3 separate regions of the Homo sapiens genome follow, and all the other regions are linked to region 1. A link is a contact called in ENCODE Hi-C or POLR2A ChIA-PET data. All regions are on one chromosome and are shown on one strand. Each heading gives the region's core, a stretch centred on a gene start or an enhancer-like site at or near the end of the contact. The rest is flanking DNA. Distances are from core to core; before and after follow the strand shown.

Region 1 (4,430 bases), core at 695-3,194:
CAAGCCCTAATTGGGGGACAATGTATGGGGTAGCTCTTTGTGTGTTAGAGTTCACACTCAGAGCATGGAGGGCTCTGAGCCAGATTAAATACAATCAGGATGTAAGGTAATGAATGGAAAGACAATAGAGTTCATGGATAATTTCCTTCAATATGTGTGCAAAAGAAATGAATGGTGATTGGAACAATGTTAAAAGTTGACCATGTAGGTGAGTAGTGTCAAAGAAGAATGGCTGCTAAAAATGAGAGCTTTTAGTGGCCAGGCATATGGGGTAAGGGTTAGCCTTAGCTTAAAGGGAAACTACAATCTTTATAGCAGTAAGATAAGAATCTTTTTTTTTTTTTCTTGAGTTGGAGTCTCAATCTGTCGCCCAGGCTGGAGTGCAGTGGCGCAATCTTGGCTCACTGCAACCTCCACCTCCCGGGTTTAAGCTATTCTCCTGCCTCAGCCTCCTGAGTAGCTGGCATTACAGGCACCTGCCACCACGCCCAGCTAATTTTTGTATTTTTAGTAGAGATGGGGTTTCACCATGTTGGTCAGGCTGGTCTCTAACTCCTGACCTCGTGATCCGCCCGCCTCGACCTCCCAAGGTGTTGGGATTATAGGCGTGAGCCACTTCACCTGGCCCATAAGAATCTTTTGTATCTTGCAGTGATACTGACTGATTTGGTCAATTAATTAATAAACCTTTACTGAACAGCTACTATGTTTAAAGTACTGTGCTAAATACATGGAGTTATATACAGAGGCAAAAGATATGGTCCTAATTCCTGCTTAAGGAATCACATATAGGCCAGGCATAGTGGCTCACACTTGTAATCCCGGCACTTTGGGAGGCCGAGGCAGGAGGAATGCTGAACCCAGGAGTTTGAGACCAGCCTGGGCAAGAGTGAGACCCTGTATCTACCTAAAATTTGTGTGTGGAGTTGGTGTGTGGGTATGTGTGTTGTTTTTTTGAGACAGTCTCACTCTGTCGCCCAGGCTGGAGTGCAGTGGCACAACCTCGGCTCATTGCAGTCTCAACCTCTCGGGCACGAGTGATCCTCTCACCTCAGCCTTCCAAGTAGCTGGGACTACAGGCACATGCCACAATGACCAGCTAATTTTTGTATTTTTTGTAGAGACAGAGTTTTGCCATGTGGCCCAGGCTGGTCTCAAATTCCTGAGCTCAAGTGATCCACCAGCCTCAGCTTCCCAAAGTACTACGATTACAGGCCTGAACCAACACATCCAGCCCCCAAAATTTTTTAAAAATTAGCAAGGCGTAGTGGCATGCGACTGTGGTCCCAGCCTCTCAGGAGGCTGAGGTGGGAGGATTGCTTGAGGTTGCAGTGAGCTATGATCACACCACTGCACTCCAGCCTGGGCAACAGAGTGAGAACCTGTCTCAAAAACATTTTTAAATATAATTTGAGATGGGGGTCTTGTTCTGTTGCCCAGGCTAGTCTCAAAATCCTGGCATCAAGCAATCCTCCCACCTTGGCCTCCCAAAGTGCTAGAACTACAGGTGCAAACCACCTTGACTGTCCTAATCTCTATTTTACAGATGACCAAAACCAAATCTCAGAGACAGGAAGTAATTTGCCAAAGTTCTCATAGCATTTGCAGAACAAGGATAGTGAACTCAGACTTTATTGTTACCCTAGGTTCTTATAGAGATATAATTAGTAACGAAAGGTAGTATTTACCAAGTGGCAAATTAATGGCATAGGCAATGCATATTTTTTGCTGTAATATGTTTACAAGTTCAAGGTCTAAATGCTAACTAGAACTTTTCCTGGGGAATTTTCAGGTGCAGAGGGACTTTCCCAGTTGTCTCCTCAACTGCTTTAGCATGAAAACAGAAAATGGTCTCGTCTCTGTGCACCTGTGCCACCTCAATCATACACATCACACGTGCTCTTGATATGTCTAGTTCGGTAGTTCTGAAAGTGTGTGGTCTTCGGACCAGCAGCACCTGGAAACTTGTCAGAAATGCAAATTATCGGGCCCACTGCCTGCCCACTGAATCAGAAACTCCGGGGGTGGAGCCCAGCGATCTGTGTTTTGATAAGCACTCCAGGCGACTCCAGTGTACCTTGGGGTTTCAGAACCCATGGTCTGTCTCATGGCTCTCCAGAGAGTCTGTGAACTCCTGGAAGGCAGAGCCTGTGTCCTTGCAGTTTTTGTTTCCCTAGCATCAAGACTTGAACACAGTGGATATTAATAAATATTTCTAAAACTGAACCACAGGAGTGAATATGGCTCGGCAGAAAACCAACATCCCATTATCCTACTCTTTTCATATGATGATTAATACTTTTAGGTTTACTTTATGTAACGGATTGAATTGTGTCCCCCAAAATTCATGTAAAAGTCCTAACTCCCTAGTACCTCAGAAAATATAACTGTATTTGGAGATAGGGCCTTTAAGAAGTAATTAGGGTAAAATGAGGTCATATGTGTAGACCCTAATGCAATATGACTGGTATCCTTATAAGAAGAGGAGATGAGGCTGGGTGTGGTGGATTATGCCTGTAATCCCAGCACTTTGGGAGGCCAAGACGGGCGGATCACGTGAGGACAGGGGTTCGAGACCAGCCTGGCCAACATGGTAAAAGCCCATCTTTACTAAAAATACAAAAAAATTAGCTGGATGTTGTGGTGGGCACCTATAATCCCAGCTACTTGGGAGGCTGAGGCAGGAGAATCACTTGAACCCAGGAGGCAGAGGTTGCAGTGAGCCGAGATCACACCACTACACTCCAGCCTGGGCGACAGAGCAAGACTCTGTCTAAAAAAAAAAAAAAAAAAAAAAAAAAATTGCTTGAGGCCAGGAGTTCAAGACCATCCTGGGGAACATAGTGAGACCCCGGTCTCTACCAAAAAATAGATATTTTTTAAAATAACCAGGCATGGTGGTATGCACCTGTAGTCCCAGCTACTCAGGAGGCTGAAGTGGGAGGATTGCTTGAGCCTAGGAGTTCGAGAGTGTAGTGAGTCATGATTGTACCACCGCACTCCAGCCTGGGATAGAGTAAGACCCTGTCTCCAACAACAATAACAAAGGGGAAAAAAAAAAAAAAGAAAATACAGGGAGGAGAAGACAGCCATCTGCAGTCAAATGCTCTACCCCTGAGAAGACACCTGTCTACAAGCCCAGGAGAGTGGCTTCAAAAGAAACTGACCCTACAGACATCAGGACCTTGGACTTCTAATCTCCAGAATTGGATCAAAATTTAATTTCTGTTGTTTAAGGCATCCAGATTGTGTAGTCCTTTGTTATGACAGCTCTAGCAGACTAATACACTTTATGAAAAATTTTACACCAGGCACAGTGGCTCACACCTGTAATCCCAGCACTTTGGGAGGCCAAGACAGGTAGATCGCTTGAGCCCAGGAGTTCAAGGCCAGCCTGGGCAACATGGTAAAACCCTGTCTCTATAAAAAAATACAAAAATTAGCCAGGCTGATGGCACATACCTATAGTCCTAGCTACTCTGGAAGCTGAGAAGGGAGGATCACTTGAGCCCAGGAGGTGGAATTTGCAGGGAGCTGAGATTGTGCCACTGTACTCCAGCATGGACAACAGAGCAAGATTCTCTGTTTTTCACTTTTTTTTTTTTTAAGACAGATTCTCAGTCTGTCGCCCAAGCTGGGGTGCGGTGGCATGCGATCACAGCTCACTGCAGCCTCCACCTCCCCAGGCTCAAGTGATCCTCCTGCCTCAGCCTTCCAAGTAGCAGGGGCTCCAGGCATGTGCCACCATGCCTGGCTAATTTTTGTATTTTTTGTAGAGATGGGGTTTCACCATGTTTCCAAGGCTGATCTCAAACTCCTAAGTTCAAGTGACCGCCTGCCTCAGGCTCCCAAAGTGCTGGGGTTACAAGCATGAGTAACTGTGCCTGGCTAAGACTCTGTCAAAAAAAAAAAAAAAAGAAAGAAAGCGAGAGAGGAAGAAAAAAGAAAGAAAGAAAAAGAGAGAAAGAAAGAAAAGGAAGGAAAGAGAAGGAAGGAAGGAAAGATGAAGGAAGGAAGGAAGGAGTGAGCCAGGCGCGGTGGCTCATGCCTGTAATCCCAGCACTTTCGGAGGCTGAGGTGGATGGATCATGAGGCCAGGAGTTCGAGACCAGCCTGGTCAACATGGTGAAACCCCGTCTCTACTAAAAATAAAAAAAATTAGCTGGATGTGGTGGCGGGCACCTGTAATCCCAGCTATGTGGGAGGCCGAAGCAGGAGAATCGCTTGAACCTGGGAGGCAGAGGTTGCAGTGAACCAAGATCACGCCGTTGTACTCCAGCCTGGGCAACAAGAGCAAAACTCCATCTCAAGAAAAAAGAAAGATTTTACAAAAATACTGACTCTGAAATCCAATAACTCCCATCCAAGCCCAGCCTATGACAAGAAAATCTTATTTTTGGGTGAGTGTTAATAGTCTTTAGATATTAGCT
Region 2 (4,430 bases), core at 1,218-3,717, 680 kb before region 1:
GAAAGAAATTAAGATTTAAAAGATCATCCTGTAGCAGAAATCACAACATAATGAATGAGATTATTTAACATTGGGATGCTCATAGGGCCAGGGTATCTCCCAAACTCTAAAAATAAAATTAAGGCAACTAAAAGAGCAAGGATGGAATATAAAGTTATCTAAGTAAATTCCAATCTATTCTAGTCCTTTTCTTGATGTCAAGTAAGGGTGTTTGCTGATAAGTGATTTTTATAGTACTATTATTATTATTTAAAAAGCAAATTAGGGTATATATAAACAGGAGAATAGAGAAACTGGTTGTATAGTTATACAATGAAATAATACTATATAAAGTATGCAATAATAAAGATGAACAAACTTATTCATACAACACTGATAAATATCAAAAACATTACACTGTGTCAAAGAGTATATAATGTACACAGCATATGACTCCATTTATACGACTTTCAAAACAGGCAAAACTAATCTATGATGGGGAAAAAAATCAGGACCATGGCTGCCTGATAGGGTACGAGAAACAGCAGAAGGGACCAGCCTGACTAGGAAGGGACATGAGGAACCTTTCTGGAGCGAGAGTAGCATTACATAGTATATCTCCTGGTAAAGGTTTGGGTTACAGAGTACCACAGTCTCAATGTCGGTGTCCTCCCCAAAATTCATTTGTTGGAACCGAATACCGAATGTGATAGTATAAAGAAGTGGGGCTTCTGGGAGGTAACTAAGTTATTAAGGCATCGCCCTCATCAATGGAATTAGTACCTTTATAAAAGAGGATGAAGGGAGCACCTTAGACCCTTCCGCCACATAAGGACACAGCAACAAGGTGCCGCCTATAAGGAATGGGCCCTCATCGGACACTGAATCTGCCAGTACCTTGACCTTGCCCTCCAGAACTATGAGCAATAAATTTACACTGTTTATAAATTACCCAAGTATTTTGTTATAGTAGCCCAAACTAAGACATACAGGTATGTGCATTTGTCAAAACTCACTGAATACTATGCTTGAGAGATGTATTTTTCACTGTATATAAATTGTACTTCAAAACTTAAAAACAGGCTGGGCACGGTGGCTCACGCCTGTAATCCCAGCGCTTTGGGGGGCCGAGGCTGGTGGATCACAAGGTGAGGAGATCGAGACCATCCTGGCTAACACAGTGAAACCCCGTCTCTAATAAAAATACAAAAAAATTAGCCGGGCATGGTGGCAGGCCCTGTAGCCCCAGCTACTCGGGAGGCTGAGGCAGGGGAATGGCGTGAACCCGGGAGGCAGAGCTTGCAGTGAGCCAAGTTCGCGCCACCGCACTCCAGCCTGGGCAACAGAGCCAGGCTCCATCTCAAAAACAAAACAAAACAAAACAAAAACTTAAAAACAAATGTTAAACTCTAGTTAATGATATGCATGCTGAAGTACAGAAGGGTAAATGTATTGAGTCTACAATTTACTTGGAAAATAAAAAATAAGATTAATAGATGGATAGAAGGATGGAAAGCAAATAAAGCAAAATATTACAGAATCTAGGTAGTAAATAAATGGATGTACAATTCTTGATTTCTCATGATAAAATGTTATGGGGGAGGAGAAAATCAGACACTAGAGAAATAGTCTCTCTTTCCATAAAGTTATTACTCAAAGAACTGAAACTTATTCGGAAACCCTTCTTAAAATACCCTCTTTCATTCATTACCCTCTTTCATAACTAAAGTGAAATATTTACTCAAGATCTCTAAATTTCCTCTGTGTTGATTTTTCTATAACCCAGCAACCCATTAACTGATTACTGATTGTTTCTCAAGTATCTTGAAGTCACAAAGGGGAACTTCCAGTCTGAGACAAATGTATAACAGATTCAAGCATTATGGTTACAAAGCATATTCTAAAAAATTTTAATAAATTGGTTCCTTGCTTTATTATTAAAATAATTAATCTTCCTGTTATCTCTGTTTTTTCTAACCAAATGTTCTCTTTTCTGTTTGTTTAGCAGAACTGCCTCCCCAAAAGTCTTAAGAAACCTTCAACTTAAAAAAGAGTTTCTGGTTTTGGAAAGCAAAAGACCAGATCATTGTACAGTGAAAACTACAAAATGTTGTTGAAAGAACTGAAGACAGATAAATGAAAATATATCCCATGTTCAAGGATAGGAAGACTAAATATTGTTAATATGGAGACATTCCCCAAATTCATCTGGAGATGCAATGCAACCCCTACCAAACTCCAAGCTGGCTTTTTTGCAGAAGCTGACAAGCTGATCAAGCTGACAAGCTGACAAGCTGATGAAATTCATATGTAATTTCAAAGGACCCAAAACAGCCAAAACATGCTTGATAAAGAAGAATGAAATTGTAGAAGTCACACAATTCCTGGTTTCAAAACCTATTACAAAGGAAGTACTCAAGACAGTGTGACATTGGCATAAAGACAGAAATTAATGAAATAAAATTGGCCAGGCGCGGTGGCGCATGTCTGTAATCCCAGCACTTTGGGAGCCTGAAGCAGGCGGATTGCTTGAGCTCAAGAGTTCAAGACCAGCCTGAGCAACATGGTGAAACCCCATCTCTACCAAAAATACAAAAAATTAGCCAGGCAAGGTGGTGGGTCCCTGTAGGCCCAGCTATTTTGGGGGCTGAGGCAGGAGAATCGCTTGAACCCAGAAGGCAGAGGTTGCACTGAGCCGAGATCGCGCCACTGCACTCCAGCTTGGGCAACAAGAGCGAAACTCCATCTCAAAAAAAAAAATAGATAACCAACTTAAATGTAAAATAAGAGCTAAAACTGTAAAACTATTAGAGAAAACATAGTGTAAATATTTGTGACCTTGAATTAGGTAAAGTTTTCTCAGATATACCAAAAGCACAAGCAAAAACAACAAAAAGATAAATAAGAATTCATCAAAATTAAAACTTTTGTGCTCTAAAGGACACATCCCCAAAAAACGTGAAACCACCACCTACAAAATGGGAAAAAAATTTGCAAATCCTGTATCTGATAAATAACTAGTAACCAGAATACATAAATTTTACAACTTATGGCCGGGTGCGGTGGCTCAAGCCTGTAATCCCAGCACTTTGGGAGGCGGAGGCAGGTGGATCACGAGGTCAAGAGATCGAGGTCATCCTGGCCAGCATGGTGACACCCCGTCTCTACTAAAAATACAAAAATTACCCAGGTGTAATGGCACACGCCTGTAGTCCCAGCTACTCGGGAGGCTGAGGCAGGAGAATCACTTGAACCCGGGAGGCAGAGCTTGCAGAGAGCTGAGATCGCGCCACTGCACTCCAGCCTGGCGACAGAGCGAGACTCCATCTCAAAAAAAAAAACAAAACAACAACAACAAAAAATAAAAAATAAAAAAATAACTGGCCGGGCACGGTGGCTCACGCCTGTTATCCCAGCATTTTGGGAGGCCAAGGCAGGCAGATCACTTGAGGTCAGGAGATCGAGACCATCCCAGCTAACACGGTGAAACCCCGTCTCTACTAAAAATACAAAAAATTAGCTAGGCATGGTGGCACGCGTCTGTAGTCCCAGCTACCCGGGAAGCTGAGGCAGGAGAATCGCTTGAACCTGGGAGGCGGAGGTTGCAGTGAGCTGAGATCGCGCCACTGCACTCCAGCCTGGGCGACAGAGTAAGACTCTGTCTCAAAAAAAAAAAAGAAATTTTACAACTTACAAGTAAAAAGGCATACAACTCAATTTTAAAACATGCAAAATATTTAAACAGACATTGTTCCAAAGTAGATACACAAATGGTCAATGGGCATATTTAATGATACTCAACATCATCAGTCATTAAGGAAATGCAAATCAAAACACAATGGAGATGCCACAGGGTTGGCTATAATCAAAAAGAGCAGCAATGACAAGTATTGGCAAAGATGTGAAGAAACTGGAGTCTTCATACATTGCTGGTGGGAATGTAAAATAATGTAGTTGCTCTGGAAAACAGGGTGGTAGTTTACTCAAAAGTTAAACAGAGTTACCATATCATCCCGAAATTCCCCTCCTAGGTATTCAAATAAGAGAAGTGAAAACAGGTGTTCACACAAAAACTTGTAAACAAATGTTCACAGCAGTATTATTCATAATAGCCAAAAACCTGAAACAACTCATTATCCATCAGCTGATGAACAGATAAACAAAATGTGGTATATCCACATGGAGTATTATACAGCCACAAAAAGACATGAAGTACACTACAACATGGAAGAACCTTGAAAACGTTATGCTAAGTCAAAGAAGCCGGACACAAAAGGTCATATATGGTATGATTCCACTTATGTGAAATGTCCAGAACTGGCAAATCCATAGAACCAGAAAGTAGATTCATGTTTAGCAGGAGCTGAGGGGAGAAGTGACTGCTATTGGATATGAGATTTCTTTATGAAGTGATGAAATTGTCTTGAATTACAAAGTGATGAAATTGTCTG
Region 3 (4,430 bases), core at 882-3,381, 530 kb after region 1:
GCAATTCTCCTGCCTCAGCCGTCCAAGTAGCTGGGATTACAGGCGCCTGCCACCGTGCCTGGCTAATTTTTTATTTTTAGTAGAGATGGGGTTTCCCCATGTTGGCCAGGTTGGTCTTGAACTCCTGACCTCGTGATCCACCTGCCTCGGCGTCCCAAAGTACTAGGATTACAGGCGTGAGCCACTGAGTTTGACTTGTTTTGTTTTTTGAGACAAGGTCTTGCTCTGTTGCCCAGGCCGGAGTGCTGTGGCGGGATCTCCACTCACCGGAGCCTTGACCTCGTGGGCTTAAGACTTCCTCCCACCTCCGCCTCTGGAGTAGCTGGGATTACAAGTGCATGTGACCAGGCCTTAGCTAATTTTTTGTTTTTACTTTTTGTAGATATGGGTGTCGCTTTGTTGCCCAGACTGGTCTCAAACTCCTGGGCTCAAGCGATCCTCCCTCCTTGGCCTCCCCAAATGCCAGGATTACAGGTGTGAGCCACCACACCCTGGCATAAGTCTTAGTTTTGTCTGCCTCCATAATTATTTTATGTAAAAGAAAAATCAAACTTTCTCTGGTTTAAGTGACTGACTTGCCTTTTCTGTTATATGTGGCTGAATTCAATCTTTATCTGATGCTGGAGACCAGTGGCTGTCTCACCAGGAAGTTGTCCAAGGGACTCACCCACCTTGGAGACCCAGTGTCATGGTCAGGTGCTATGGTGCCAATATCACACCAAGGAGATGATCTCACCAAGAGACCCTACTCCCTCTTGGAGCCTTATGATGCAGTGAAAAAAAAGGCTTCCTAGGCAGGGGTTCATACTTTTGGCCCAAATCCCCAGGTGTCTGTTACCTCCTCACTGTCCTCTAGCCGCTCAGAGCTCTGTGGTACCACTCCAAGCAAGTACTCCACGCCCCCAACCCTTTCCACACGCTCCCTCGAAATGTAGCTGTTCCCTGTGCCCTTCTCTTTGGTCTCTGCTCGTAGGCAACAGATAGCGCATCTGATATGTGAATTGGAGTTACTGGGTTAATGTGTCACCCTCCCAAGTAATAGATGTGTATTTTTGACAGGGCCTTTCTGGAAACAAGGCCTTATGCCCAGAATTCACCCTCCCGAGTAATAGATGTGTATTTTTGACAGGGCCCTTCTGGAAATAAGGCCTTATGCCCAGAGCTGAATGACGTAAAAATCCCCAGAAAAACAAGAGGCCGCCCTGGTGCTGGTCTCACTTCCTCTGTTCCACTCCTGTTTCCTCCTTTTTTTTTTTTTTTTTTTTTTGGAGACAAAGTCTCACTCTGTCGCCCAGGCTGGAGTGCAGTGGCGTGACCTTGGCTCACTGCAACCTTCATCTCCCGGGTTCAAGTGATTCTCCTGCCTCAGCCTCCAGAGTAGCTGGGATTACAGGCATGCACCACCACACCTGGCTAATTTTGGTTTTTTCTTTGCTTGTTTCTTTGTTGTTGTTTTGTTTTGTTTTTTGAGATGAAGTCTCACTCTGTTGCCCAGGCTGGAGTGCAGTGGTGCGATCTTGGCTCACTGCAGCCTCTACCTCCTAGGTTCAAGTGATTCTCCTGCCTCAGCCTCCCGAGTAGCTGGGATTACAGGCATGCACCACCATGTCTGGCTAATTTTGTTGTTGTTGTTGTTGTTGTTGTTGCTGTTTTCTTTTTTTGAGACAAAGTCTCACTCTGTTGCCCAAGCTGGAGTACAGTGGTGCCATCTCAGCTCACTGCAACCTCCACCTCCTGCATTCAAGTGATTCTCCTGCCTCAGCCTCCCAAGTAGCTGAGACTATAGGCACGTGCCACCATGCCCAGCTAATTTCTGTATTTTCAGTAGAGACGGGGTTTCACTATGTTGGCCAGGCTGGTCTTGAACTCCTGACCTGGTGATCTGCCCGCCTTGGCCTCCCAAAGTGCTGGGATTACAGGCGTGAGCCACCATGCCCGGCCTAATTTTGTACTTTTAGTAGAGACGGGGTTTCTCCATGTTGGTCAGGCTGGTCTCAAACTCCCGACCTCAGGTGATCCACCCGCCTCGGCCTCCCAAAGTGCTGAGATTACAGGCATGAGCCACTGTGCCCAGCCCTGTTTCCTCCTGTATCCTGTCCTCTCCCTTGGCATAGCTGGCCTTGGCCACAGCTCCTAACTCAGCAAATGCCAGGTCCCCACCCTCCTCCACCATTCTGCCTGAGCTCCCATACTGAAAGCGAAAGGAGGCGGTGGAACAGAAAGAAAAAAATAATAAAACCACTGAAAGAGAAGAAACAGCTGGCAGAATATTGGAAAGATTCCCAGGTGGGAATTCCCAGCCCTCAAGGCCTATGTCAGCCAGGCTGAGGAAGTTCTTGAAGAGCAATCTTGAAATCAGCTCTTGACATCGTTCCCAGCTCATGGGAGCACCTAACCCCTTGTCCCTGCCTTGGCCCGGAGGGAGGTATGTGCCTGAAGTTGGAGTTGAATTTTGAGGGACAGAGCAGAGCTAGGGTGGGAGGGAGAGGGTAGGGCAGGGGGTACTCTGGGGAAGAATGGACCCTGGTGGGTAGGGTCACAAGGTGCCTGAGGGTCCAGGCCCTTCTGGGCTTCCAGGGGACAAGGCCTTTCCCCCCAAGGCAGTGCACAGTGAAAAGGAGGCTTGGCAAAGCCATGTGCCCAATGGTATGTGTGAAGGTGTGGGGAGGGGCACTCTAAGAGGCTGAACTGACAGCAGCCAAAAAATAAAGTTGGCTACTCTTACCTAAGGCACGGTGAGATCCTATATCCATTCAGGAAACATGGAGGAAAACTGGAAGAGGCTGGAACAGAGGTCTGGCTTGTGCTTGTGGGAGTCTGGATCAGGTGTGGCAGTGATGGGCAGACAGGGAGACAAGAGCAGTGGTGTCACCTGTGTAAAAGTGTGGCTCTGGCCATGCAAGGGGTCTGCAGACTGGCCACCAAGGGGCTGGTGTCGGAATTTCTCAAAAAGAAATGTGGGCCAGGCACAGTGGCTCACGCCTGTAATCCCAGCACCTTCGGAAGCCAAGGCAGGCAGATCACTTGAGGTCAGGAGTTCGAGACCAGCCTGGCCAACGTGATGAAACCCTGTGTCCACCAAAAATACAAAATTAGCCAGGTGTGGTGGTGCACCTGTAATCCCAGCCACTTGGGAGGCTGAGGCAGGAGAATCACTTGAAACCAGGAGGCGGAGGTTGCAGTGAACCGAGATTGTACCACTGCGCTCCAGCCTGGGTGACAGAGTGAGACTCCATCTCAAAGAAAAAAGAAATGTGAAGGGCCCTGCCATGAAGAGAAGGGAAGAGGGGACAGGTGTGGGTTAGAGTGGCGGATGGGAGTGGGTGTACAACTCATCTAAACACCAAGTTTGGGGATCGGCTGAGGGAATCTGGACAGAAGGCCTGAGCACTATGCAAAGCATCATCACATCATCTGGCTGAGCCTGTGAGCCCCAGAAAGGCCCTCTCACTCCTCATGAATTTCAGTGAATAAAAACAAAAAGCCTAACCCATGGTGAACTGGTAATCAGTCCACTTTGACCAGGGAGGAAATGATTTCTGCCAAGTTCACTAATTCCTGTTAAGATATGACCTGAGAAATGTTCCAAGCCCTATACTGATTCTTCTCTGTCTTCACTCTTTTTCTCCTCCCGAGTGAGGCCCCATATCCCTCCAGCTACCTGTCCTCCCATCAACTCCACACATTTCCAGATTAATCTTCCAAAACCACCAGCTCCCCACTCCCCCTGCCCAGTATTCACCACTCTCCAGACGTGCCCTTGTTCCCTGGTTGACTGGACTTTTGGCTACTTTCTTATTCTCGTGGAGTAGGGGAGCATCATGGTCACCACATGGGCTCTGGGTTTGAATTCTGCCTCCACCATTCAATGCCTTTACTTCCTCATCCATGAAATGGGAATAACAATGCTACTACTTCATGCGGGTGCTTTGAGGATTAAATGAATAAATATATACTCAAAATAGTGCCTGGAGCCGGGGGCGGTGGCTCACGCCGGTAATCCCAGCACTTTGGGAGGCCGAGGCAGGTGGATCACGAGGTCAGGAGATCGAGACCATCCTGGCTAACATGGCGAAACCCTGTCTCTACTAAAAATACAAAAAAAATTAGCCAGGCACGGTGGTGCACACCTGTAATCCCAGCTGCTCGGGAAGCTGAGGCAGGAGAATGGTGTGAACCCGGGAGGCGGAGCTTGCAGTGAGCCGAGATCGCACCACTACACTCCAGCCTGGGCAACAGAGCGAGACTCTGTTTCAAAAAATAAATAAATAAATAAATAAATAAATAAATAATAGTGCCTGGCATGTTTTGAGCTTTTGTTCACTTTTATTATTTATATTGTTGTTAGTCACTAAAATGTCCATAGAGGATGGATTTTGTTTTGTATACCAAACCTATCTCAGTGACTAGAACAATGTCGAGCACGTAGT

Evidence for each region. Hi-C counts contacts between places; a loop is a spot of excess contacts on that map. ChIA-PET counts read pairs that join two places held with the same protein, here RNA polymerase II (POLR2A). Pooled maps may share reads with other maps.
Region 2: a map with no recorded cell type shows a loop between it and region 1 (6-fold over the local background). The contact joins two enhancer-like sites. A Hi-C loop is called at or near these places in 2 of 37 single-sample maps with no recorded cell type and 3 of 50 pooled maps.
Region 3: a pooled map shows a loop between it and region 1 (2.4-fold over the local background). The contact joins two enhancer-like sites. A Hi-C loop is called at or near these places in 1 of 50 pooled maps. POLR2A ChIA-PET finds 5 or more read pairs at or near these places in 2 of 52 experiments (GM10248 and activated CD8-positive, alpha-beta memory T cell).

The regions. Positions count from the first base shown.
Region 1 is chr6:37,153,130-37,157,559 of GRCh38, reverse strand. No RefSeq gene overlaps it. Among named protein-coding and RNA genes, the nearest start is that of PIM1, 15 kb to the left of the region's middle. Within about 2 kb of position 1,944, at least 7 of the 41 ENCODE cell types and tissues checked have a DNase peak (open chromatin) inside an H3K27ac peak, as active enhancers do.
Region 2 is chr6:37,838,413-37,842,842 of GRCh38, reverse strand. All of the region lies in intron 1 of ZFAND3 (zinc finger AN1-type containing 3), which reads right to left. Among named protein-coding and RNA genes, the nearest start is that of ZFAND3, 21 kb to the right of the region's middle. Within about 2 kb of position 2,467, at least 2 of the 41 ENCODE cell types and tissues checked have a DNase peak (open chromatin) inside an H3K27ac peak, as active enhancers do.
Region 3 is chr6:36,625,852-36,630,281 of GRCh38, reverse strand. No RefSeq gene overlaps it. Among named protein-coding and RNA genes, the nearest start is that of MIR3925, 5.6 kb to the right of the region's middle. Within about 2 kb of position 2,131, at least 23 of the 41 ENCODE cell types and tissues checked have a DNase peak (open chromatin) inside an H3K27ac peak, as active enhancers do.